5 separate regions of the Homo sapiens genome follow, and regions 1, 3, 4 and 5 are each linked to region 2. Evidence: chromatin loops called from intact Hi-C (ENCODE). Cell type or tissue: Caco-2. All regions are shown on one strand.

Region 1 (5,000 bases), 87 kb before region 2:
CCCCAAGCATACTTGGTTTGGGCGAACTCACAGACAAAATGAAATTTGCTTCCAGAATCATGACCCAGGCAAACTGCAAGATTCTCGGTAACACGAGAAAGACAGGACTTTGCTCACTGGCTAGTGTTTCCTATCACAAAAATAACAGCAGAGTTCATACTTCTGACAAAGTTTTACAACTAAGGAAGAAAAAAAATCAGGTTCCTGGTTGGTCACCCCTCGGCTCCAGCAGATGTAGGGGCTGGAGCACTCCCTGTGTTTGGTTCAACAAGGCTGACGTCGGGCTCGTGTGCTGGGACTGGACTCCGCCGTCAGCTCCTTAGGACCTGGCAGCTTCTCCTCTTGGCTTTTTGTAAAAATTAGAGTAATTTAAATCTCCAATATGTTGTGGTAATCCATGAGTTTTTAAAGATGATTACACTAGTTTACTAGTTAAACCTTTACATTAAAAACTGTGTTTCCAGCTAAAGGAAGTTTTAATAGTTTCCTTTATTAATTTCTTTATTAATAAAAGGTCTAGTTATTAATAACTTCCTTTATTAATTTCTTTATTAATAAAGGGTCTAGTTATTAATAACTTCCTTTATTAATAACTAGATCCATTGCTCTTTTCCCCTCGAAATTCTGACTCCTAAGAACAAAGTAAGTATTATTCTAATTACCCGCTGTTGCTCTCAATTGCCATGTGGCAGGCCACACAAGTGGATTTTCAATTCACAGGCTGTTTGCTGATGCTAATTTTGTGTCCCAATTTCATCTCCATAGAATATTAATAATTCCATTTATGTTTCAGAATAGCTTTATAATTCTATTTTTTAGAAGCCCTAATATTACATATACTTTTGCAAAATCTAAACAAGAGATTGAAAGATGGTATAACTTAACTTTCTAGGAACTTTCTTGTCAGCACCATAAGAAAGGTAAAAAAATAAAAATAAAATGGAAATGCAGCTTACCTTGAAGTTATGGGGAAGACATAAGTACTAGGAAGGATACTCAGTGTATAAGAAAATCAGAAAAAGAATTATGAGGCTGGGCATGGTGGCTCACGCCTGTAATCCCAGCACTTTGGGAGGCCGAGGCAGGTGGATCACCTGAGGTCAGGAGTTCGAGACCAGCCTGACCAACATGGTGAAACCCCATCTCTACTAAAAATACAAAATTAGCTGGTATGGTAGAACATGACTGTAATCCCAGCTACTCGGGAGGCTGAGGCAGAAGAATCGCTTGAACCCCGGAGGCAGAGGTTGCAGTGAGCTGAGATCACACCATTGCACTCCAGCCTGGGCAACAAGAGCAAAACTCTGTCTCAAAAAAAAAAAGATTCCCCAATCCAGCCACCCACACGATGTTTGAAGATGATATAGTAGCATAATTTCGGAGGCCATACAAGAAGTTTAGATTTTAGATCTTCACAACAAACTTTAATTCCAATTTTGGTTTTAAGTTAAGTGCCTACCCTGGGCCAGGCACTTACAGGGGCCCAAGTACACATTGACGTCTAAAACAGGACACAATCCCAGCACTTTGGGAGGCTGAGGCGGGCGGATCACCTGAGGTCGGGAGTTCAAGACCAGCCTGACCAACATGGAGAAACCCCTTCTCTACTAAAAATACAAAAATTAGCCAGGTGTGGTGGCGGGCATCTGTAATCCCAGCTACTCAGGAGGCTGAAGCAGGAGAATTGCTTGAACCTGGGAGGTGGAGGTTGCAGTGAGCCGAGATTGCACCACTGCACTCTAGCCTGGGTGACAGAGTGAGACTCCATCTCAAAAAAAAAAAAAAGAAAAGAAAAGAAAAAGAATTATGAGGGAGATAAGCTAGAATCATTATCATTAACCTTGGATTATGCTAAAAATAGACTTCTTAAAGGGACTTTACAGATCATTCCGTCCAACAATTTTGAAAGTAAGCGTCATGAGACACTAGACTCCACAAATGTCAAAGGATACCATAGTCACTCACTCACTCACTCACTCACTCACTCACTCAAGAGAGGTCAGGGATCAACAAGCAAATAATTTTGAAAAATTCTGAGCTTAACCAAATTATACAGGTTTCTCTATTTCAGGACATTTAAAGACATTGTGATTCTCCAAGAGGAAGATAAAATGTTTGGCGTTTCCCAAGTCTATCTGATCATGAGACTCTTTTTCCACGAAACATCTTACAGGCTAATGTTGCAAAGAAGACATTTGGGAACCACTCCTCAGATCTGCTCCTTTACATTGAGAGTGAGGAAATAGGGACCAGGGATAATCGGCGGTCCCAGGATTGAAACTCAGGTCTCCACCTTCCCCCTCATCCTCCATGAATAGTCCACCTTCCTGAGTCCATTTGGCTCCCCTCTACTTTGTAATTAGCTCAGCCATGCTTGGCATAGCCCCTTTCAGGCTACAATCCAGTGCCACACATGTACTCAGTAAGTAAGAAAACTCTTCTTTTCATTTTCAAATAATGAAAACAGCTCATGTTCGCTGGGCATCTACTATGTGCCAGGCACTATACTAAACATTTCACCCACATTATCTCATTTAATGATCTCAACAAGCTACGAGAGGGGCCCTATTGTTATCCCCATTTCCCATTTGAGGAAATGGAGCCTTAAGATTGCTGGGCAGTTAGAAAGCTGTGGACAATACTCAAACCCAATCCAAGCACTCAGTCCCCACACACAAATGTGCGGCTGTCTCTCCCACTTAGTGCTCAGTAAATGTTAATGATGACAGATGGTGAGTGACACAGGATAAAATAACAGGAAGAGGTGTTGCAAAACAGGGAAAAGATTGGCCACAGCTTAGAGACTGTCTTGGTTTTCCATTTAAGTGTGCTGTTGGGCCGAGCTAATCATTAAAAGACCTTGGTCTTATCCTGAATCTTGCATTTCTACCTGGCCGGGCTGCTCTTCCTCTGAAACTCTGCCAGTGGGAGGGTTCCACAGAGACTTTGGTCTCCTGTCCTTAATGCCTCTGATTTTTAAACTGAGGTCAAATTCTTCAAGGAAGTAAAGATTGCAAAATATTTCCCAGAAGAACGGTGATGACAGAAGCCAGGTGCCTTATGCCACATTTTGTCATTAAAAAGCCTTAGGTTTTTCTTTTAAGGATGACACTAATCAAAATTACTTATGAGATTGGAGTTCCTCTCCCATTCTTTGCTCACTATTCAAAAATGAAAAGAAGGGCTTTCTCACTTACTGAGCAATACTTATGAGCTGTAACTAGCACATACTCATATCAGCATGGAGACTTTCTGGGACATAAAAAGTGCATATGGAACTACCTCTTGCCTTTTGGGGGCTGATAGTTCATTTGCAGAGATACGACACCCTGAACATTTAAAAAATGCAGAATTTGAGGTGTGCCAGATTTCATAAGGTAAACTTTTATGGTAAATGTCACATTTCTGAGTTAAAGTGAAGAACTTGTGTTCAAGTTGGGGAGACCATTGTGGGCTAGTGTGATTGGAGGCTTTCTCTTGATGGAAGCAAAACTGGAGAAGCTCTAGAAGGATGAACCTGAACAAAAGTGTTGAGGTGCTCTGTCACCACCCTTCAGACCCAGATGGTTTGTTCAGGGTAACAGGAATCAGACCATGCTGTGAGCCAACATCCATGAAGCTGTGGTTTTTTTCCTTGGCTTCCATTTTTGTGCCCCTCCAGCATGGGGGATCATTTTCTGTGAAGCAATGTGTGGGCTACCTGAGTCCCCCAACACACAGGCAGCTCTTCAACATATATCATCTCCATTGCAGTGACAGCTAGTGTGAGAAGTTCCACTTTCTTTATCACTAAGAAAAATGATGAGTTCATGTCCTTTGTAGGGACATGGATGAAGCTGGAAACCATCATTCTCAGCAAACTATCACAAGGACAAAAAACCAAACACCGCATGTTCTCACTCATAGGTGGGAATTGAACAATGAGAACACATGGACACAGGAAGGGGAACATCACACACCGGGGCCGGTCGTGGGGTGTGGGGAGGGGGGAGGGATAGCATTTGGAGATATACCTAATGTTAAATGACGAGTTAATGGGTGCAGCACACCAACATGGTACATGTATACATATGTAACTAACCTGCACGTTGTGCACATGTACCCTAAAACTTAAAGTATAATAATAAAAAAAAAGAAATCTCATCTTCAAATAAAAATAATCCCTGAAGTTAGAATAGTACTTTCTGTCTGCCAAAGGGATTCCATATCTGTTTTTTCATATTTGCACGAAATTCCTCTAAGACAGGAAACACAAACATTATTATCACCATTTAGCAAGTAACAGGAAAAAAATGAGGCCCAGTGAATTTGTCCAAAGTCACAATACCAGACACAGAATCGAAACAAAAATGAATGATCAATCAACCCCAGGGTGCAATGGGCAAAATGTGAATATAGACTGAGTATGGGATGGCAATTGGGAATTTTGTTTGATGTATGTATTAGTCCATTCTCATGCTGCTAATAAAGACATGCAAGACTGGGCAATTTGTGAAGGAAAGATGTCTAATTGACTCACGGTTCAGCATGGCTGGGAGGCCTCAGGAAACTTACAATCATGATGGAAGGGGAAGCAAACACATCCTTCTTCACACGGCAGCAGCAAGGAGAAGTACAGAGCGAAGGGGGAAAAGCCCCTTATAAAACCATCAGACCTCATGAGAACTCATTCACTATCATGAGAACAGCATGAGGGTATCCACCACCGTGATTCGATTACCTCCCACCAGGTCCCTCCCATGACATGGGAGGATTATGGGAACTACAATTCAAGATGACATTTGGGTAGGGACACAAAGCAAACCATATCAGTGTGATAGTGGCATTGTGTTTACCTTGGAAGGCTTCCTGATTTTGGAAAGGTAAATGCTGCAGCTCTATAGGACCAGGTGCCGTGACATCTATAACATCCTTAATTCATCTTAGATGCTTCAGCAAAAATGCCACGGCAACAAGTTGCCAACTACTAAGGTATGCAGCAGCTAGACATGGGTTTCCAC
Region 2 (5,000 bases):
GAGGGCCATGCCCAATGCCCACTGAAGCATAAGAATAAATGGTGCTTTGCCAGCTATTTGGGCATCCCTTAATACCCTGTCACCTTGACATCCAAAATCCACCATCCCAAGCTTCCCCCCTTGTCACTTTGGTACCCATACACATCTCCTTAAACCCGATTTAATCTCCAAATAAAGACAATAACAAGGTCATATTTCTGCCTAGCATGATACAGCCATGCTGTATACAACCAAAATCACATAGAAAACCATGCTGTGGTTTGAACATGCTCCTTCCAAAATCCAGGTGTTGCCAATGGGATGGTATTAAGAAGTGGGTCTTTAAGAGGCGATTAGGCCATGAGACTAAATGCCCTTGTAAAGGGGCTTGCTGGAGGGAGCCGGCTCTCTCTTGCCTTCTGCCAGTGGTCCTCCAGCTTTAGCTGCATCAGAATCACTGAGAACACAGCAAGAAGGCCCACACCAGATGCCAGCACCTTGACCTTGGACTTCCAGCCTCCAGAACTGTGGGCAAATTAATTTCCATTCTTTGTAAAGTACCCAGTCTCAGGTATGCTATTGTAGCAGCACAAACAAAGACACCTTTACCTGGTAAAGGTAAAGAGAACCTTGGATGCAAGCAATAGATAAGCTTTAAAATTCCTGAGGTAAGATCTATACGACAAGAAACACAGCTTATTGCTTACTTGAGAGAGTGTCTGTTCATTTTAATTTATCAATAGAATCCTCCTATATCTGATTTGGAGATATTCTTTAAAACTTCAGATTTCTTTTTTGCAGGGAGGCAGAGAGAGTTTGCCCCATTTCTCCTCCTCTCTTACGCTTCACCATGAGCTGGGTGTTTTCCGACCACAAAGCCACAGCAGCTTTCTGTCCTTGAGTTGAAGTGGTGAATATTGGCTCCACCCAAGATGATTCTAAAGCACAAGCCACATGGGCGCGTGGCTCAGATCCCCGTGGCGCCACTCTGCCAGTCACATCCTCTCTCAAGCAGGCCTGCAGCCCGGTGACGAGCACCCTCCACCCGCTGACTGAGAAATCAAAGGTTCAGGCCTCATTTACAGATGATTGTGCACAATACATGCTACATCTGCCCAGAAATGGAGAGACGGCTCTGAAGGACAGTGTTGAGGGAAGTATTTGCAGTGGGCAGAACTCCCAGAAAAGCACCTGGCTGTTCATTTTGCCCCAAAGAGAATATGGCCCAAGACAGCAGGAGCCATCAGTATGAATGGATGGCCCAGGACTTGGAAGGAATACAGCTGGAAAACTGATAACAGGGCAGTCTCTGCAGGAACTATGTGGATAGACTTCTTCGGTGGACACGGAGTATGGATAAATTTGTGTTACGCGGGAAAGCTTACCAAAGGGCAACTTCATCGGAGAAGGCTTAGAACAGATCCCAGTCTTTCTGGCACCAGAGACCAGTTTCGTGGAATACAATTTTTCCATGGACCTAGGATGGGGATGGTTTTGGGTTGATTTGAGCACATCACATTTGTGCACTTTATTTCCATTATTATTACATTGTAATATATAATGGAATAATCATACCACTCACTGTAAGGTAGAATCCGTGGGAACCCTGAGCTTGTTTTCCTACAACTAGCCAGTCCCACCTGGGCGTGATGGGAGGTGCTGGCTGCACATGGGCACCAGGAAACTCGTGATGATGGGTATGTTTTTCATTGTGATTTCCATGGTGGTTACAAGACAGTCTGCACTTGCTAAAATTCATAGAATTGTAAAATTTTAAAGGGGTATGTGTTTTTTAGCTCAATATACTTGAATTAAAATACACCAGGTACATAAATATAAATGGACAGGAATATTCTTACTACAAAACACAAAACAGAGAATGCCAATAACTAAAGGAATGCTTGAATAAATTGTTGCATCTGGACCATGCATTATTCTGCAGCTATTAATGATCATTTTAATATACAAGTTTAAAATTCCTACTAATAATTAACTCTGCAAATGCAGATTTAACAGCATAGCTGAATTTCTTTTGAGAATCATTCTCTAGAAGAGTACAGACTTAGGTATGCAACAATGTTCCTCATTCCAAACCTCTTTATTTTGCCGTTTTATTGATCTGGGCCATTGTCTGTTAAAAATCAGAAAGGAAATGGAAGTACACAGCTATCCTGGGACACGATTAATTTATCTCACAGAATAATCAACCCAAGCGCAATAAAAAGAATCTGAGACCAAATGTTCAGATTAAGATTATATGTTGTTGCTTTTCATCCAGTTTTTACGGTGTTTAAACAAGGATTTGGTGGAGCCTTGACTTCTAAAAGGTCACACTGTGCGACACTGCTCTAAATCTTTGTCTGATCTCACAACAAGGTGAGTTTCCTTAACGCTGCCACGAATCAGGTAAAAGGCACGCCAAGGTGAAAGTTAAATAAGAAACGATCTCAAATAGCATTTTTTAAAAGGCAAACATCAACCTTGTAAGTATTAAAAGCACGTTCTAAAATCCACTCTGATGACAGTTGAAGAAAGCCGCCTTTATGTGCACGGAGTCCCGGCTCTGCGCGGTCTTTTAAATGCGAGTGTTTACCTAAGGCTGCAGGCCAGGACCAGGCTCTGGCCTTGAGGAGGTGCCTTTGGGTTGCACACAGTGAACCCGATCTTTAACTCATAAATCGCTCTACACCTTTGTCTCCCCCGAGAAAGGCAGAGGTCTGCTCTCTCACAAGAACGTACAAGCCTCTTTAAAGTCAGGTGGCTTTTTACTCCGCGTCTCCATGCTTGTTGATTTAGAGTCTCTGAGTGACAATGCACATCACTGGCTTTTTTTTTTTTTTAGCTCTGTCATCTGTGCTACTGAGTGTACTTTGCCTCAGATCAAAGTTGAAAGCTTCTAGAAAGATACACAAACCACAATGTGACAAATAGCATGCTGTGTTTGACACAGCAAACAATAAATTACTTTCATCAATCCAGATAAAGAATCCCATGTTTTCAATGCTAATTCTGATGTCTGAAATGATAGAACTTTACTACACTCTCAAAGAATGAGGAGCTTTAAATAATGAGGAAAAGACACAAAACTCACATACCAGAAGTTCTGAAATTGCCATTGTTCAAAAACCTGTGGTTTCAACTTGCTAAATTTAAACTCTGCAAAACTTAAATGGAATGGTCTATATTCAAATAAAAAATGTTCATTTGTCTCTATTTTCTTAGTTTAAAAACAATTTTTCTGTGGTATATCTGTACCCAACCAGACTGTATCAAAAGAAGGTTTCAATATTATTTAACAATTCTACAACAGCCTATTTCTTTCCCATGTTAACTTTTGCCACAAGGTGCCCATTAATAAGGAATGGCATTGAATAAAGTTGCCACATAATCACTCATTAGACCCAGGTGGTACGTCTCATCGGCCATAGTCTGGGCCAAAGAACAAAGGACACTGCGTTTCCTGAGCACTGCTGCCCACTAGGCCCTGGCAAAGGGTCTCACAGGTTACCTAATTTAATCCCTCCACAATCCCCCGAGGCGGATATTATCACTCTCATTTTCCAAATGAGGGACTGAAGCTCAAAATAAGTGCAATAAGTTGCCCAAGACCATACGCACCCAGTGACAGAGCCGAGCTCTGCACCTGTCCTTTTACTTGTAAAACCCAAACTGTATGGGAACAGTTCCTTCCAATGAATGAGTTACTCTAACACTTAAAAACGGATGCCTTCACCTTTTCTTTCAGAACCCTTCCTGAATCCGGGAGAAACCCTCCTGTTATTTCACCTGTTACAAAGTAGTTTAATGTACTTCTACCACCGGATATTATGAATTCCACAACATCCTTCGGCTGCCCACTCCGGGTGGGTACTGGGCCGCGTGGTGAGGACAAACAGTTAAGAAAACAGGAAAACAATATTTTGGATCCCAGGAGAACTGTGTTTTCCACTTATAAAAAGTATATACATATATGCACTTTATATATATATATATACACACACACACACACACACATGCACTATATATATACACACACACACATATGCACTTTATATACACACACACACACACACACACACACACCCCTATATGTTTGGATTCAGACGTCCCGCCAGAACCTGAAAGTTCAACTGTGGCCAGCCGTCACCCCTCCACAGTCTCAGCGGGCTCCACCCGCACGTGTCAGCGCCCGCGACCCGGGATCCTCCAGAACCACAATTTGGGAGTGGGCCGGTTTAGGGTCAGCAAAAACGCTGGGCTGAATGTATCATCACAGAACCCAGGAGGGAACCAGCAAAGCGGCGTTGGCGCCCCGGTCTTTCCTGCGTTGGCGCTGGCCGCGGGGCCCAGCACCCGGGACGTTGGCGGCGGCAGAAGGGAAGGCCCCGGCCGCCCTGCTCCGCTCCGCTACAGCTGCAGGCCTCTGCGGTGACGGGTGGGGGCAAAAACCCTGCAGAAAAGTCACCGTCACACGCAGAGTCCAAAACTCCCCTTTCCCCGCTGGAACCACTTTCTCCAAGGAGCTCCGCCCCGCGCTCTCCCCGACCCCGTGCGCCCCCAGACCTCGCGTCCCCCGCGCTCTCCCCCGCCGCGCCCTCCTGCCCCGCGCCCCTCCTCGCCCCGACCCCGCGCCCCTGCGCCCGGGCTCCAGCCCGGTCCCTGCCGCCTCCCGCGCCCCGCGCCCCGCTCCTGCCCGCGGCCCGTCCCCTCCCTGCAGCGCAGCGCTCTGGGTTCGGGTCTCTGCCCTCTCCACCCGCCTTTCCCGCGAGTCTTCTTGGCTTCCGTGTCCCCCTCCCCAGCCGGGCGTCACCCCCGCACCCCGCATCTGCGCCCCCCTCCCGCTAACCCGCGGCCTCCGCAAGGGCAGCGCGCTCAGCCGGGTGAACCTGGAACTGTGTTCCTGGCCCAGCGCTTTCATAAAAGGGCGCGGAATAGTAAGTCCTAGTTCAAGGAATAAACACGGATCCCCACTGGCCATGCCGGGACTGACGCAGGAAAAGACGCGAATAAAAGCATTCATT
Region 3 (5,000 bases), 98 kb before region 2:
AGAAAGCAGGTTAGTGATTGCCAGAGGCTGGGGTAGGAGCTGGAATTACCTGCAAAGGGACAGGAGGGAATTTGGGGGGTGATGGAAGTATTCTGAAACGTTATTGTGGTGGTAGTTACAGGACTTCACATCCATCAGAACCCAGTGAATAGTACACTCTAATGGAGTGAGGTGCATTTTAGGTAAATTATACATCAATAAAGCTATGGGTGTGTGTGTGTGTGCGTTCACGTGTGTGTGGGAAAACCCCCACATTGCTTACTTAGTAAAGGACACTTGTGCTGGGAACCCGGGGCCTCTGCATCCTGGCCCTGTATGGTCCTGTCTCACTCACCTGCTTACCCATTTTTGTCTTCCACAGACCCATTCATTTGGTAACCACAGACATCTTATGCTTTTCAACCCTAAATGGTTTACGTATCTGATCCAGTGACTTCAAATCCCATTCCACCGTCTCTACCCATTCAAACCCCAGGACTTTGTCAAGACCATTCCCATTCTTTGTCCTCTGTTCCATGTCCCGCCTTCCGATGCTCCTCACCCTCCCATCCGCCTCTGCTCTCGGACCTTCCAGAGCTTGGAGCAGCGTTTCCCTCCTTCGAACATCAAGAACAACCTGTACTTACTGTGTTGCTCCTCACTGCGCACCGCGTGCCATGGTTATTTGTGTTGATGTGTTGGATTTCCCTTGCAGAGGGGTTGCTCAAGTAATTATTGTCGTAATCCACATAACACTATCACATGACTTTGCAGACAGAAGACACTTAATAAGTATTTGTGAACAAGCTTTTGGGGATGCCAGCTGCGTTACCTCCTTCCTTCAGTGTGCTTTTCCATCCTCCCAAAGTGCAGAGTATTTCATGTCTCTCCTAGTCCCACATATTCTAATAGCTCAGAGCTGAGGACTTTCGACTTCTAACAAGATTAGAAGGGCCTCGAAGTGCAGAGCAGGGCTTTCATGTGTGGCCCTGCTAACTCCCAGTGCCAGTCTTCAAGATGAAATAGACATATTGCATCGAGTGAAACGGTTGTTATGCTCGCCTCAAACAAGCAGGACACAGATGAAAAAGAGAATACAGAAGCTATTTTCCTAGCCATGCCAAATCTCTCCACTGTGCCTCTCTTATGTCAATTTCATTTCAGTTTGAACCCCAGATGTTTTCCCAAAATTAACACTTTTTTGTTTCTATTACATTGGCTTTCCCAAGAAATCATTCACAGGGCATTATTTTTACTAATAATTTAAAGGAAAAAATTAACTTGCCCAAATTCTTGGGTGGGACAGTAAGGTTTGGAAAATTGAAAAGTGAGTTTGACAGTTTGATTCCTTCAGGCTACCGATGCTCTCTAAGGGGCCTTATAATTATTAAAGCTTATTCTTCCCCCACAAAAGCCACCAAGAACAGTGTGAATCACAGGCCTGGGAAGTCAGTGGCAGTTTGGGGTTTCCTGAGTCCCTGAGGGAGAGGAGCCCTTCCCAGAACAAACCAGCGGGGTCCAGAGCTACGTCAGATGAGGGAAGGCAACAGAAACTCCATAATGCGCGAAGAGTCAGACAGGATCAAAGTAAGAGTGTTCTCTTGCATCCGAGAGACACTTCCCCCAGACCCCTAGGGAAGGAGAGCTGGGAATTCACACTCCATCCCACAGTCGGTATTCCCACAGGCTGCTGTGTGGGCCTCTCGCAGCTGGGGACACAAGTTCTGGAGGCCATCGTCTGGCTCACATCCTGGCTCCTGTACTTCCCATCTGTATAACCTCAGGAAGGAACTCGGTCTTGACTCAGTTTCCCTCTAAGAAATGGGGACAATGACCGTGCTTAACCCCACTGGGCGGCTGTAAGACATGCAACCATCTTAGACCAGTGCCCGACACAAAGTTGGCACTCCATAAACGCCACATGCTAATGCTGCCATTACTACTGTTCATGCTCACATTAGTGCTTGCCATTCTCACTGCACTGTATAGGCTCACCCAGCCTCATCGGGACCTTTGGCACCAGCAGGAGGTTCCACGCAGACAATGCCAGGCACAGCTGCAGGCAGCACCCACACTGGAGCGGCCCATGGGGCTTTTTCTATGAAGATTCTGCTGCCCAGACCTGGAGAGGCCGGAGAAGCCGAACCCCACCAAGAACGCTGTTTTCACAAAAGCCGTTTGCCTTCACACTGGGTGGCAGCACATGACACTAACTCATTCAAGGTCAGAGCGACCAGACTCTCAACCCTTATTTTCGTTTGCTTGTTCGGCTTTTTTTTTTTTTTTTTTGCATTCCATTTTGTTGACATTTCTGTTGGACATGACCTTAGGTTGACTATCATTTCAGTCACTCACGACACTGAGCGTCTAAAGTCCACAGTCCTTTTTTAAACCGTTTCTACTCATTCACTTGCCTTACAACTCCACAGCCCGCCCCAGGGCTCTCCAACCAAAACCCTTCCTGGCCCCCTCCATCCTAACAAAGCCTGAGTCGAACACGAAAGGAAGATGGTCGCTGAAGCGAAGGGGAGTCATTTGTGTCCGTTCCATAAATCAAGACTGTCGCCTTTCGAAAAGGGGAGGTGTCGCAGTCTGACAGCCTGATCTGTTTCTAGGACGGCGTGTTTCCAGGAAATTCTGAGCACATATATATGCAGGGAGCAGTCATCGTTTTCCTCCTGTCCAGCCTTCTGCCTCCTGCTCCTCCTCTAGCTGCCTCCCTTGTTTCCAGGCTGGAGGTTCAATCCCTCTTCACCATCCCTGCTGAGGGAGGCTGTGTAGCAGGCTGTGTACGGGAGGCATGTGAGAGAGGCTATGTATGGGAGGTTCATGAGGGAGACTGTGTGAGGGAGGCTGGGTGAAGGAGGCTGTCATGGAGGCTGTGTGAGGGAGGCTGTCTGGGAGGCATATGAGGGAGGCTGTGTGGGAGGCTGTTTGGGAGGCTTTGTGGTAGGCTGTGTGAGGGAAGCTGCATCAGGGAGGCTATGTTGGGGAGGCTGTGTCGGGGAGGCTGTGAGGGAAGCTGTGTGAGGGAGACTATGTGAAGGAGGCTGTCATGAAGGTTGTGTGAGGGAGGCTGTGTGAGGGAGGCATGTGAGGGAGGCTGTGTGGGAGGCTTTCTGGTAGGCTGTGTGAGGGAAGCTGCATCAGGGAGGCTGTGCTGGGGAGGCTGTGAGGGAGGCTGTGTGAGGGAGACTATGTGAAGGAGGCTGTCATGTAGGTTGTGTGAGGGAGGCTGTGTGAGGCAGGCTGTTTCAGGGGGGCTGTCAGGGAGGCTGTGTGAGGGAGGCTGTGTGGGAGGCTGTGAAGGAGGCTGTGTGAGGGACGCATGTGAGGGAAGCCCGTGAGGGAGGCTGTGTGAGGTAGGCTATGAGGGAGGCTGTGTGAGGGAGGCTGTGTGAGGGAGGCTGTGAAGGAGGCTGTGTGAGGTAGGCTATGTGAAGGAGGCATGTGAGAGAGGCTGTGTACCAGAGGCCCATGAGGGAGGCCATGTGGGAGACTTTGTGAGGGAAGCCCGTGAGGGAGGCTGTGTGAAGGAGGCTGTGTGAGGGAGGCTGTGTGAGGGAGGCTGTGTGAAGGAGGCTGTGTGAGGGAGGCTGTGTGAGGGAGGCTGTGTGGGAGGCTGTGTGAAGGAGGCTATGTGAAGGAGGCATGTGAGAGAGGCTGTGTACCAGAGGCCCATGAGGGAGGCCATGTGGGAGACTTTGTGAGGGAAGCCCGTGAGGGAGGCTGTGTGAAGGAGGCTATGCGAGGGAGGCTGTGTGAGGGAGGCTGTGTGAAGGAGGCTGTGTGAGGGAGGCTGTGTGAGGGAGGCTGTGTGAAGGAGGCTGTGTGAGGGAGGCATGTGAGAGAGGCTGTGTACCAGAGGCCCATGAGGGAGGCCATGTGGGAGACTTTGTGAGGAAGGCCCGTGAGGAAGGCTGTGTGAGGGAGGCTGTGTGAGGGAGGCATGTGAGGGGGGCGTGTAAGGGAAGCTGTGTATTGCAGGCCCATGAGGGAGGCTGTGTGGGAGACTGTACGAGTGAGGCTGTGTGAGGGAGGCTCACCAACAAGCACACCTCTGACGGATTCTGCCTGTGGGGCAGGCAGGAGGCCATGTCCTTGTGATGGCCGCAGTCACCACGTTCATGGCGGTGCTATTCACAATGGCCACATGTCTGTCAGCAGAGGAACACACAGGCAAATGGTGGCTCTCCACACCATCCATCTCAGACATCAATAACAGAATATTTTATGAATGTAATGGCCTGGTGGACACCCCAGAGGGACTTCAGAGCCATAATGAGCTCTTGGATTAAAATGACCAGGAAAAATGAACTTCAGATGAAATACTTGTTGTAGTTGAGTAAATTAACAAAATTTAATTAACTTTCAATACACAATGACACCGAACAATATCAAAAATATACACTAAGATGATGAGAAAGATAAAAGCCTCTGTGCATATTTGAAATGGCCACAACCTCTCTGACCCACACCTCATCTACCCGCACGTGCTCCATCCCCACCTCTGGAGTATGGGCAGGGCCTGTGACTGCTGGGCCGACATGAGGAGACAGAAGTGATGGCCCAGGTCTGGGCCCAGGCATTAGCATGACGGCAGCGTCCACCTCCTTCTCACAGAATCCTTGCTCTAAGGGAGGCCAGACACCATGTGAGGCCCTTGGCCACCCAGAAACCACCATGTGAGGAGAAGCCCCTGCCAGCCAAGTGGACAGGCTGTCTGGAGGGAGCGAAGTCCCTGGCCAGCCCCAACTCTTCCAGCCACCCCACCCTAGAGGACAGAGAAGCAACTGACAAAGCTTCTAAGACGTTCCAGCACCCGAAGCTGCAACTCAAGAGGAACCAAGAGCCAACAGGCATGAGCGAGGCTCCACAAGTGACCCCAGTGAAGCCACCCCTGACCCATCCGGCTACTTGAGCCGCCCCAGCAACCACAGGGCAGACACCAACCAGCCCTGCTGCACCTGCCTGGACACCTGGACGCCTGGACGCCTGGATGCCTGGCTCACAGCACCGTG
Region 4 (5,000 bases), 54 kb before region 2:
GCCTCAGCCTCCCGAGTAGCTGGGACTACAGGTACCCGCCACCATGCCCAGCTAATTTTTGTATTTTTAGTAGAAACGGGGTCTCACCATGTTGGCCAGGCTGGCCTCGAACTTCTGACTTTGTGATCTGCCCACCTCAGCCTCCCAGGTTCCTATTATTCTTTTGTGCCCACAATGATGAACACACCTGGTGATTCAGACCTCAGGAACCCTGGCCTCATCCCATGCTCTGATCTCATCCACACTGGCCTGTTGCCTGGTTAATGAGCTGTGATATCATAGCTTGTGAGGATGCATACTTGAGCAGGGATGAGACGCTAGGCAATGTTAGAGTCAACGCAAAGAAAAGAAATAAATACATTCCAAGCAGTACAGAAGGAAAAAAAATCTTAGGTATAATGGTTTTTTTCATAAAAGCATTCTAATTTCCTGAGTACATATTATAGTAATGTTTTAGTTTAAATGTTTTTTGATACAGAATTTCACTCCATTGCCCAGGCTGGAGTGCAGTGGTGCAATTGAAGTTCTGCTTATGATCATCTAATCTTAGAAAATAAAGTTAAGAAGTTGCTAGCCGATATATTAGAATATTTCCCACAAAAGGTGATCTTTGTCCCTTGAAAAGCAGAACCAAAAGTGGTTCCATGTATGTTTCAGAGTCATATAAACGTGGACCGCTGTGGAGGCAGCAGGACTCGCTCAGAGGAATGCTTGGAACATTATCATTTTTAATTCTAAATCCTCAAATGAGATAAAGTAGCCATCAAAATAGATTCCCGGCCTCTGATGGGATCTTGGGGAGCTAAGCCCCAGCTTCTGGTGTGAGCAGCCTAGGCCAGGTGACCAGGTCATGAGTAGGCCCATTTCTAACAGAGGGGTGGGGGGGGGTCTGCGTGGCTCAGGGGTGCATCCGGGAAGAAGACAGGGACCTGCTCAGGCGCGGCGACCACTCCAATGCACAAGCTGCTTGCTTTTGGCCAACTGGACTCCAGTAAGCTTCTTCACTGAGAGCTACAACAACCTGAAAATGATGACTCAGCCACAGGCATGACCAGGGCCACAGCTCGCATCTGTCCGTGCCAGGGAGGCTGTCCTTCAGAGCAATGGGCAACTGGAGCCTCTCCTGTCCTTGATCGCCTGGGCTGCCATAGCCAGGTGATGGCCTTCTTATCCAGGCATGGTGACTCGTGTCACCAGAGGGAGGGAGAATGCTTCCCATGCTAACCATGTTTGACTGTCCCTTTGTAGAACATTCTGATGTGTGTAAAGGATGAATTTGGGAATCTCCAAGCTTGGTTGACTTTGTAAAAGGAAAAGGTAAGAGATAAATGTGGACTCTGCCAATCCAGCACTGTCTAGGAGAGAGGACACTTTGAGACCCCCACACCTCTCGAGAAAGGCAACCCAAAGGGGAGCTGGGCACTGGGGTTCCAGGCAGTGGGGTCCCAGTGTCCTCATCCCAGGAGTGAGACCACCCCCACTGGATGCCAATAAAGCCCCTGAGGACAGCATTCACCTCCTTCTCTCTTGGGATTCCTGTTCACCGAACAGAGCACTCACTCCACACTCTCCCCTGGTATTCTGAGCCCTTCCACTGTTGCTTCGCCTTATAAATTAATAAAGCAGGGCCAGGCATGATGGCTCACACCTGTCATCCCAGTACTTGCTGAGGCCAAGGCAGGAGGATCTCTTGAGCTCAGGAATTTGAGACCAGCCTGGGCAACATAGTGAGACCCCCATCTCTGCTAAAAATTTTCAAAAAAAATTAAAATTAGCTGAGTGTGGTGGCCCACCTGTAGTCACAGTTACTTGGGAGCCTGAGGAGGGAGGATCACTTGATCCTGGAAGGTCGAGGCTGCAGTGAGCCATGATCGCACCACTGCACTTCAGCCTGGGCTGAAAGTGAAATTCTGTATCAAAAAACAAAGCAGACAACAAACAACAACAACAACAACAACAAAGTGGCATTCTGATTTCATGCATGTGTCTCATGAGTTCATTTAGGATAAGTTTGTCCCTGGGATTGGCAAGACTTTCAGGTTAGACCCAGAGCGCCAGGAAATCATGATGGCATCCCTAAAGACCTGTTGGGAGACAGTGAGCAGAACTTCCCTTGGCCGCCCCTAGAGGCTGCCACGAGTCTGGGAACATTGTGACTTTCTCTCCCAGGATAACCCACACTCCTGCAAGCGGCATTGAGGTCTTCGTCACCTGGCTCAGCCCAGCTCCTGGCCTCAGACCGCAGCTTTCTTATGCTGCACTTCCCAGCAACTCACAACTACTTGTACCCCACACACCTGCCCATGAGTGTGCATCCGCCCATCGCACGCACACAGCCTTATTCACAAGTGGGTCCTTAGCCTGCGGCTTCCTAAAACACCTACCCCCGATCTCCACGCCACAGGCTCCCTCGGCTTTCAGGTTTTGGCAAGATCACTTCCTCTTTATTGTGGCCAATCCCACTGCCCCAGCCACCTGAGCCCTCCCTGTCTCCATCTCCTCCGTCGTCATCATTTTATTACAATATTTAATGTATCTGTCTCCTCCCAGATAGTGAGCTTCCAGAGATGAGCAATTCTATAACTTTTAGATGCCTGGGATTTGCAACCTACTAAGTACAGGTATTGTAGGTGTTTCTCAAATGTGAAGTGAATAGCTAGAGCAAGATGTATTATCTATGTGTCAGAGGAAAATGCAAATGCAGTGAGTCTCCTGAGTGTTTCCTCACAGCACCAGGAGTGAAATGTTGGAGGAGGCGGAATGAGGCCTGAAGGAGCTTCCACCCGACCAACACCGGAGCCATGGGGAGGAGGGGGCTCCGCGCTCTCCCTCTCCTCTTCCCCCCTCTCCCTCTCCTCTTCCCCCCTGTCCTGACTGCTGGAGCCTCTCAGGAAGCAGTGTGTGAGAAAGGCGTGAAAATGAGAGTGAGGGGGATGAACTCCAGGCATCTGCGGGATCTGCCATGAAGAAGGAAACAGAAGGCAGGAAGTCACTGTGTGACTGCTGGAAGGAAAGAAAATTCCAGGGGCCAGCCATCCATCCAGGGCAAGTGTGCCTGGGTATCTGTTCATTTGCAAAAGTGCCTAAGTCTTCAATTACCTGTAAAATCAGACACACTTTCTCCCAACAATTTTTCTAAATTGGGTAAAGAAAGATATTAAATCCAATTTATAATATAATAAATTTTCCAAATTTGAAAAACTACTTTATATTCTCTAGGGAAGAGTCAGGCTGGAGGAATCTTGCCTTAACTCGCAGCTCCTACAGATTGCTTTTGACCATGAATATCTCATTTTATAGTCCCATTTTTCTAAGTGATATCCTGAACTAAGGAATAATTTAGATAATAAATCCATTTCAATTACTGTCCATTAGAAGACAGGAAAACATTAAGCCCAACCAAAGCTCGTGGGAATTATGGTTGCCCTTGCAGGTGAAAATGAATTTAGTGCAGCCATAGGTGATGCTGCCCTCCTCTAGCCCACGTTCTTTCTTATGGAAAGAGCACTCCACATTCAAACGACATGTTTCTCTGTCGTGCTTGTGAATGAAGAAACCATCATCTTTGAATTTTCGTAACACAAACTCGGACCCCATGACACAAAGTCACAACAGTGTGGGTCACAGAACTGTCTGATTCCCCGTCCCTTCCCACTCTCCTCTCCTCTCTCCTTTCTTTCTCTGACCTCCTTTGCTTGGCCATTCTGCAGCTCAGGAGACCTTCCCGCATTTCCAGACAGAAGCAGACAACAACTTGGCGGGGGCTGGGAGGCCCAATGTCAAATCTCTCAGAGAATCTGATCGGCTCCGCCTAGGTCAATACCCACCCTGGTCCACTCAGCTGTGCCATGGCCATCAGATCACACAAGTCGAACATCACTGATGGGTCAGGGCTCAGAGAAAGCAGCTGGTTCAGGGGTTAAGCAAGTGCTCCCGACATTTACTTCATAGTTTTCCCTAAAGCATTATGGGAAAAGTACATTTTGAAATACAGACAGGTCCCAAATTACAACAGTTGACTTATAATTCTTCACCTTTACAATAGTGTAAAAAGGGAGATGCCTTCAGTGGAAACCACACTTCAAATTTTGATCTTTTTCCAGGTTAACAATATACCATAGGATACCCTTACACTGCCTAGCAGCATCTGTGGCTCCCAGACAGCCAGCCCCACAGCCATGAGGGTGAGCAGCCTACCCTCAATAATTTTGCCAACTACGGGCTAACAAGCATGCTCTGAGCATGATTAAGGTAGACGAGGCTAAGCTGTGGTGTTCCGGAGGGTAGGTATATTAAATGAAATTTCAACTTCTGATATTTTCAATTTGAAATGGGTTTCAAGTTGAAGTTTCAATGGGTTCCTCATCATAAATTGAGGAACATCTGTAATTATTTATGCCTACATCAATGAGAAGATGGAGAAGTTTATTTTTCTTGTTTCCTTATGATTATTAGCATACATGCATCTTAACTCTTTTTAAACAGTGAGGAGCATGGGTAAAGATGGCCCAATTCCATCCTGTGTGAAGCTCTTATCATCACTCATGTTCAATCAGGATAAATAATTAAATAGCAATTATTTTGTTCTTCATCATTCACACTCATAATAATCATGGGAAATTCATCACGAATTTAGTAATTCCAAGGGGCTTTCAAGATGATTGATCAGAATGAGGAAGAGGAAATTGGCAAGGCTGATGAAAATATACTTGTTTGTCCTAGAAAATTACATCACACACATCCTTTTGTGTGATGGAGAATGGAGATGGACTTCCTCCTTACCATGCCGGCTGCTCCCTCTTCTCCCTCATTCTCTCAACCCTACCAGGCTCACTTCAAGGGCCATCAATGAGTCCCATAAGCCTCACAGGCAATCCACTGATTAAACTCTTCCTTCAGAGGATAATGAAGGCAGGAACTATAAGTGGATTTAAGAATTATTGGGATAAAATGGTAATATTAGAGTCATAAATGGCTACAGAGAGAAGGCAGGATATATT
Region 5 (5,000 bases), 69 kb before region 2:
TATATACGCAATGGGATATTATTCAGCCTTAAGAAAATATAAAAGGAAATTCTGTCATTTGCAACAATAAGGATGAACCAGGAGGACATTATGCTAAGGGAAATATCCAGGCACAGAAAGAAATACTGTGTGACCTCACTTACAGTGAAATTTAAAAAGTCAGTCTCATAGACACTGGAAGCAGAAAGGTGATTTTTGCCCCAGAGGCTGTGGTGGTGGGGAGAGGACGATGCTGATCCAAGGTCTCCCTTCGCATGGAGGAAGAAGTTCTAGTGATCTAATGTGCTTCATGGCAACCACAGTTAATAATAACATACTGTATATTTCAAAATTGCTAAAAGAATAGATTTTTAACATTCTTATCACATACAAAAAAATAAGTTGGTGAGGTGATGGATATGTTAATTAGCTTGATTGAATCTTTCTACAATGTATTACCTAGATCAAAACATCACAGTTTACCCCAAAAGTATACACAATTATTTGTCAATTAAAAACAATATGTGGCCAGGCACAGTGGCTCACACCTGTAATCCCAGCACTTTGGGAGGCCGAGGAGGGCAGATCACCTGAGGTCAGGAATTCGAGACCAGCCTGGCCAACATGGTGAAACTCTGACCCTACTGAAAAATACAGAAACTAGCTGGGTGTGGTGACGGGTGCCTGTAATCCCAGCTACTTGGGAGGCTGAGGCAGGAGAATCGCCTGGACCCGGGAGGTGGAGGCTGCAGTGAGCCAAGATGGTGCCACTGCACTCCAGCCTGGGCGACAGAGCAAGACTCCATCTCAATAGTAATAATAATAATAATAATAATAATAATAATAATGTAAAAAGTAATGTCTATTAAAAAAGTAGGGTAAGTACACTTTTGATGAAGATTTTTGTTTGATTAAACAAAGAACTAGAATGTGTTTGGGACTAGAGGTGGAATAAAACATTATTTTCTCAGGTTGATTTTTCACTCACAGAATCAGGAAGGCATTCCAATTCATTGAAAGGAGAGGCAGAGTGGGCGAACCTGCACCGGGCACGCGCACATGTGAGAAGCGCTGCCTGTGGCCGCTGGGAGGCTGCGCCATGGCCCGCTCCGGAGAGCTGCGAGGTGGCTCTGCGAGGTTTGGCTGGAGCTGGGCAGCGAGGCCTGCCCACGGGTGGGAGAGCCGCCGACCCGTCATGTTTGCTTCTCCCGCGCGCAGCCTCATGGGCCTGCGGTGAGATTTATGGTATCTATTATTGAGTTGTAGATCAGCCGAGATATTGCATGTCAGTGTAAACACCTTTTCACACTCTTCACCATATAACTTGTCATTTTTAATCTCCTACATTGATGTTAAACATCTCCTTACCATCAAACTGTAAATACAGCATGGACCATTTTTCTACGTGACTAAAAAGAGTGATTGAAGAGCTGATTAAAAAAAAAATTCCTTGATTTATTTCACCCGAGTTTCCTCAGAAATATGCTATGATTTATGTCCTAGCAGAGGCTGTCTGATTAGTTCACTCTGGGCTAAAAAGGCAAACCATTAAAGGCATTAAAATTTCAACAAGAACGTTATCTCCACAGTCAGCACAATAGTGACATCTTGTGCCTAGGAACTCGGGAGATAGCACAGCCCTGCCACTTCTCGGGTCAAACCTGGGGCCCCAGGAACCAGCACACGGCCAACCGCGCACAAAGACTAAACTATTTAAAACGTTGACGGTTCCTCCATAGACGGACGGACTCCAGCAAGGGAGGCTGCTTTTTGAGTTAGACTTTCCATGTGCAGAACACAACTGGGTGGTCCTAGCGCCTTTTCTCATCATACAAGAGAGTCTGCAGCTTCCAGGCGTTCCAGGGCCAGGGTTCCAGCCCCACTCAGGCCAACTTTAAATCACGAGCCCATTCTTCTTCTGTAAAGTAAAGGCCTCAAGTCTGAGGTCAAACTTTTCATATTTACAGTTCTTGGATTATTTTCATTAGGAAGACTATTAAAAGGAAATAGAAAGCCTGTCGCATTGTCAGTTAACACATTTTGTATCACATTAAGACAAAGACAGTGCCTCTCTGTCTCAAGGCGTCCTCGGTTAACACTAACAGTTACCTGTAGGCACAGACCCAGGCAACCACAGAACTCCAGCACAGCACACAGAAGGCGCTTCCGTGGCTCCCACACACCTGAAGGTCAGCTAGGGGTCAGCCGATCTAGGCTGGGTTCAGCTAGAGCAGCTCACCTCTGCTCCTCCAGTCTCTTCCTGGGAAGAGTGGGCTATCCTGGGCCAGGTCCCAACTCAAAGGAAGTGGGCTATCCTGGGCAAGTCCCCAACACAAAGGAAGAAGTGCAAGAGGCTGGGGGAAAAAAGGCCTCTGAGTTCTAGGCTTATGCCCCGTTCCATACGTCAATGCAACTCACACATCTGAATCCAAAGTCCAGGGCAGGAAAATGCAAAGCACCCCTTCAGCAGGTGGAGCTGCAGAGTCACATGTGTGAAGTCATGTGAATAACCCGAAGTCTAAGGAGGAGTAAAGGAGGGAACAGGAAGGCAATCTACCACTCCACACTGGGAGAAAAGTGAACGGAAATGCAGAGACCCCATCTGCATTTCCATTGTTCCTTGCACAGTAAACGCTCCAACCAACCCAACTACCAGAACCCACTTATTTGATTTAATTTAATAAGTATTTGTTTTGACTCTGTCTGACCAAGCCTTGGTGGTAGGCCAGAATCGGGGAACTGGTTTACCCACCTCCTACTCAGGCCTCTGGACATGCACCGCCTGGCCAGAGATCACACCAGGTAATACGGGGGCATATGCATTCAATACTAATGAGGCTTCCTGCTCATTACACAGAACACCAGAAAACACACACAAGATAAGTACAGGTTTCATTCAATCACTCTTTGAAAACACATCATCAAATTCAAATGAGTAAAGCAAACAGGTGTGTATTCCGAAGTAAAAAAAATTAAAAATTTTCTTTTTATAAAGAACTTTAGCATAAAAACCTGGATGTGAGAAACCTGGGAATACCTTAGTCAACAATTTGGATATAAAATTATTTTTAATTTGTTGGCACTGAGGTAATATTTTTTTTCTCAGTATGATGGCCTTTTTATCCAAGCATATATTTGTGAATTTTGTGTTAGACTTATTCTATATCTGACACATTTCGTGAATGGGCCGGAAAGGTCTCCTGACATCAGTTACAGGCCTGAGAAAACTCATTACTACAGCGTTTTAACAATTTTAAATTCAGGTGTTCCCTGTAGAGTAACAGATGAAATGCACACAGGATCTCTTGGGGAGGAGACTGAGAAACGTGGCACAAAGCTGTTGTTGCCCAGGAAACAGACACAGCAGCAGAAAACCACGGGAGGGCTGCCTCCCGGTCCGTCATCATTGGAAAGCCTCCTGTGCTGCAACTGCTGTCCTTCCAGCAGTTAGAAATCACGGAAGTGAACACGGATGATGATGAGGATGAAGGGAAGGGGTGGCTGCACGGCGAGATCTCTCATCCATCAGAAACTGGGTCTTCTCCAAGCTCTGAAAGACTCTCTTGGAGGTGCATGTTGCACTAAGGAGCAAAGTGACAACATCCAAAATGTGCTTTTCTCAGTTCAGCAGAGAAGTTGTACACACATCAGTTCAACATGGCAAGAACGCTCACCAACGATTATCTGCACCCGTGTGCTCCTCACAGCATTCTTCAACCTTCCTGCTGCGCTTGAGCCTTTTCCAAACAAAAACGTTTAAAACATTCAAAAATAAATAAATGTCCTCTTGCGGGCTTCTTGCCAAGATGTCATTATAGCATCAGTTTTGAGGTTCCCTCTCAGGCCCAAACATTTACCATGACAGATAAAATCTACCAACCACACCACCCCCCGCCCCACCCCCTGCCAAAAAAAAAAAAAACATGATCAAGCTCAAATTTAGCTAAATAACTCTATGAACCAAAGGTGATACAAAAATGGAAAGCTGGCTGAGCATGGTGGCTCACACCTGTATTCCCAGCACTTTAGGAGGCTGAGGTGGGTGGATCACTTGAGGCTAGGAGTTCAAGACCAGCCTGGACAACATGGTGAAACCTCATCTCTATTAAAAATACAAAAATTAGCTGGGCGTGGTGGTGCATGCCTATGATCCCAGCTACTCAGGAGGCTGAGGCAGAAGAATTGCTTGAACCCAGGAGGCGGAGCTTGCAGTGAGCCGAGATGGCGCCACTGCACTCCAGCCTGGCAACAGAGCGAGACTCCATCTCAAAAAAAAAAAAAAAAAAAAAAAAAAAAAAAAAAAAAGGAAACCTGAGAGTAGTGGAGTTTGAAAACAGCACGACAACCATGACACAGCATCCCCGAGGTACCAGGTAAACCAGGCTCACAGACGAGCAGGGCCAGAGGAGGGTCCGACCCGTTTAACGCAGCCAGCAACATTAACACTAGAACCAGAGCGGGAAAATGCAGGAAAACGTCACTTGCCATCCCTGCTCTTGCTCACACACGCAAGAATTCCAAACTCAATATTAGCACATCAGCCGTGTATACAGATCATTTATCATGGCAACGTGGGATTTAACCCAAGAGTGAAAATGGTTCAACACCAGAATATCTACAAAGTAACTACTAAGTTAACCTAACAGATTAAAGAAGAAAAGACATATGCTCTCCTCAGTTGATTCAGAAAAATCATTTTATAAAATTAACAATCATTCATGTGTTTAAACAATATACAAAATAGAAAGGAACTTTCTTAACCTGACTTTTTTTTTTCCAAAAAAAAAAAAAAAAAAAAGGGTCGGGGGAAGAATCAAAAACTCACAGCAGGGCATGATGAAATTTCAGCTCACTGCTAGGTGCCTGTCTAATTCTTCAAATCAGTATAGGGTTGCTTTTCCCTTGCAGCTTCCAAGAGGACAGTTATTTATTATTGATGTTTTAAATTTTTTTTATTTGGAAAAAGCTCAAGTTGCTGATGTAGGAGGTTGCTTGTGGTGAGCCAGTGCTCCTGCCAATAT

Evidence for each region. Hi-C counts contacts between places; a loop is a spot of excess contacts. Peaks named below come from ENCODE experiments on the same cell type or tissue, not always from the same donor. Only the 100,000 strongest peaks of a DNase experiment are listed, where the experiment ranks them.
Region 1: it touches region 2 in a loop (5-fold over the local background); 2 of 110 quality-filtered maps call a loop at or near these places.
Region 3: it touches region 2 in a loop (11-fold over the local background); 2 of 110 quality-filtered maps call a loop at or near these places.
Region 4: it touches region 2 in a loop (6-fold over the local background); 2 of 110 quality-filtered maps call a loop at or near these places.
Region 5: it touches region 2 in a loop (2.8-fold over the local background); 2 of 110 quality-filtered maps call a loop at or near these places.

What each region holds. Positions count from the first base shown.
Region 1 is chr7:156,524,842-156,529,841 of GRCh38, forward strand. The region is part of intron 2 of RNF32-DT (RNF32 divergent transcript); the gene reads right to left. It overlaps LOC112268012 (a long non-coding RNA gene), which reads left to right. Exons shown (of 3, transcript XR_002956590.2): 3 at 56-469. Among named protein-coding and RNA genes, the nearest start is that of LINC00244, 13 kb to the right of the region's middle. In Caco-2, no CTCF peak of the experiment used is centred here; a DNase peak (open chromatin) is centred at 2,890.
Region 2 is chr7:156,612,188-156,617,187 of GRCh38, forward strand. All of the region lies in intron 1 of RNF32-DT (RNF32 divergent transcript), which reads right to left. Among named protein-coding and RNA genes, the nearest start is that of RNF32-DT, 26 kb to the right of the region's middle. RefSeq lists enhancers at 754-923, 1,034-1,153. In Caco-2, no CTCF peak of the experiment used is centred here; a DNase peak (open chromatin) is centred at 2,654; H3K4me3 peaks cover 2,511 bases.
Region 3 is chr7:156,514,143-156,519,142 of GRCh38, forward strand. All of the region lies in intron 2 of RNF32-DT (RNF32 divergent transcript), which reads right to left. Among named protein-coding and RNA genes, the nearest start is that of LINC00244, 24 kb to the right of the region's middle. In Caco-2, no CTCF peak of the experiment used is centred here; a DNase peak (open chromatin) is centred at 2,489; H3K4me3 peaks cover 777 bases.
Region 4 is chr7:156,558,145-156,563,144 of GRCh38, forward strand. The region is part of intron 2 of RNF32-DT (RNF32 divergent transcript); the gene reads right to left. Among named protein-coding and RNA genes, the nearest start is that of LINC00244, 20 kb to the left of the region's middle. In Caco-2, a CTCF peak has its summit at 2,117; a DNase peak (open chromatin) is centred at 2,146.
Region 5 is chr7:156,542,811-156,547,810 of GRCh38, forward strand. The region is part of intron 2 of RNF32-DT (RNF32 divergent transcript); the gene reads right to left. Among named protein-coding and RNA genes, the nearest start is that of LINC00244, 4.8 kb to the left of the region's middle. In Caco-2, no CTCF peak of the experiment used is centred here; a DNase peak (open chromatin) is centred at 2,431.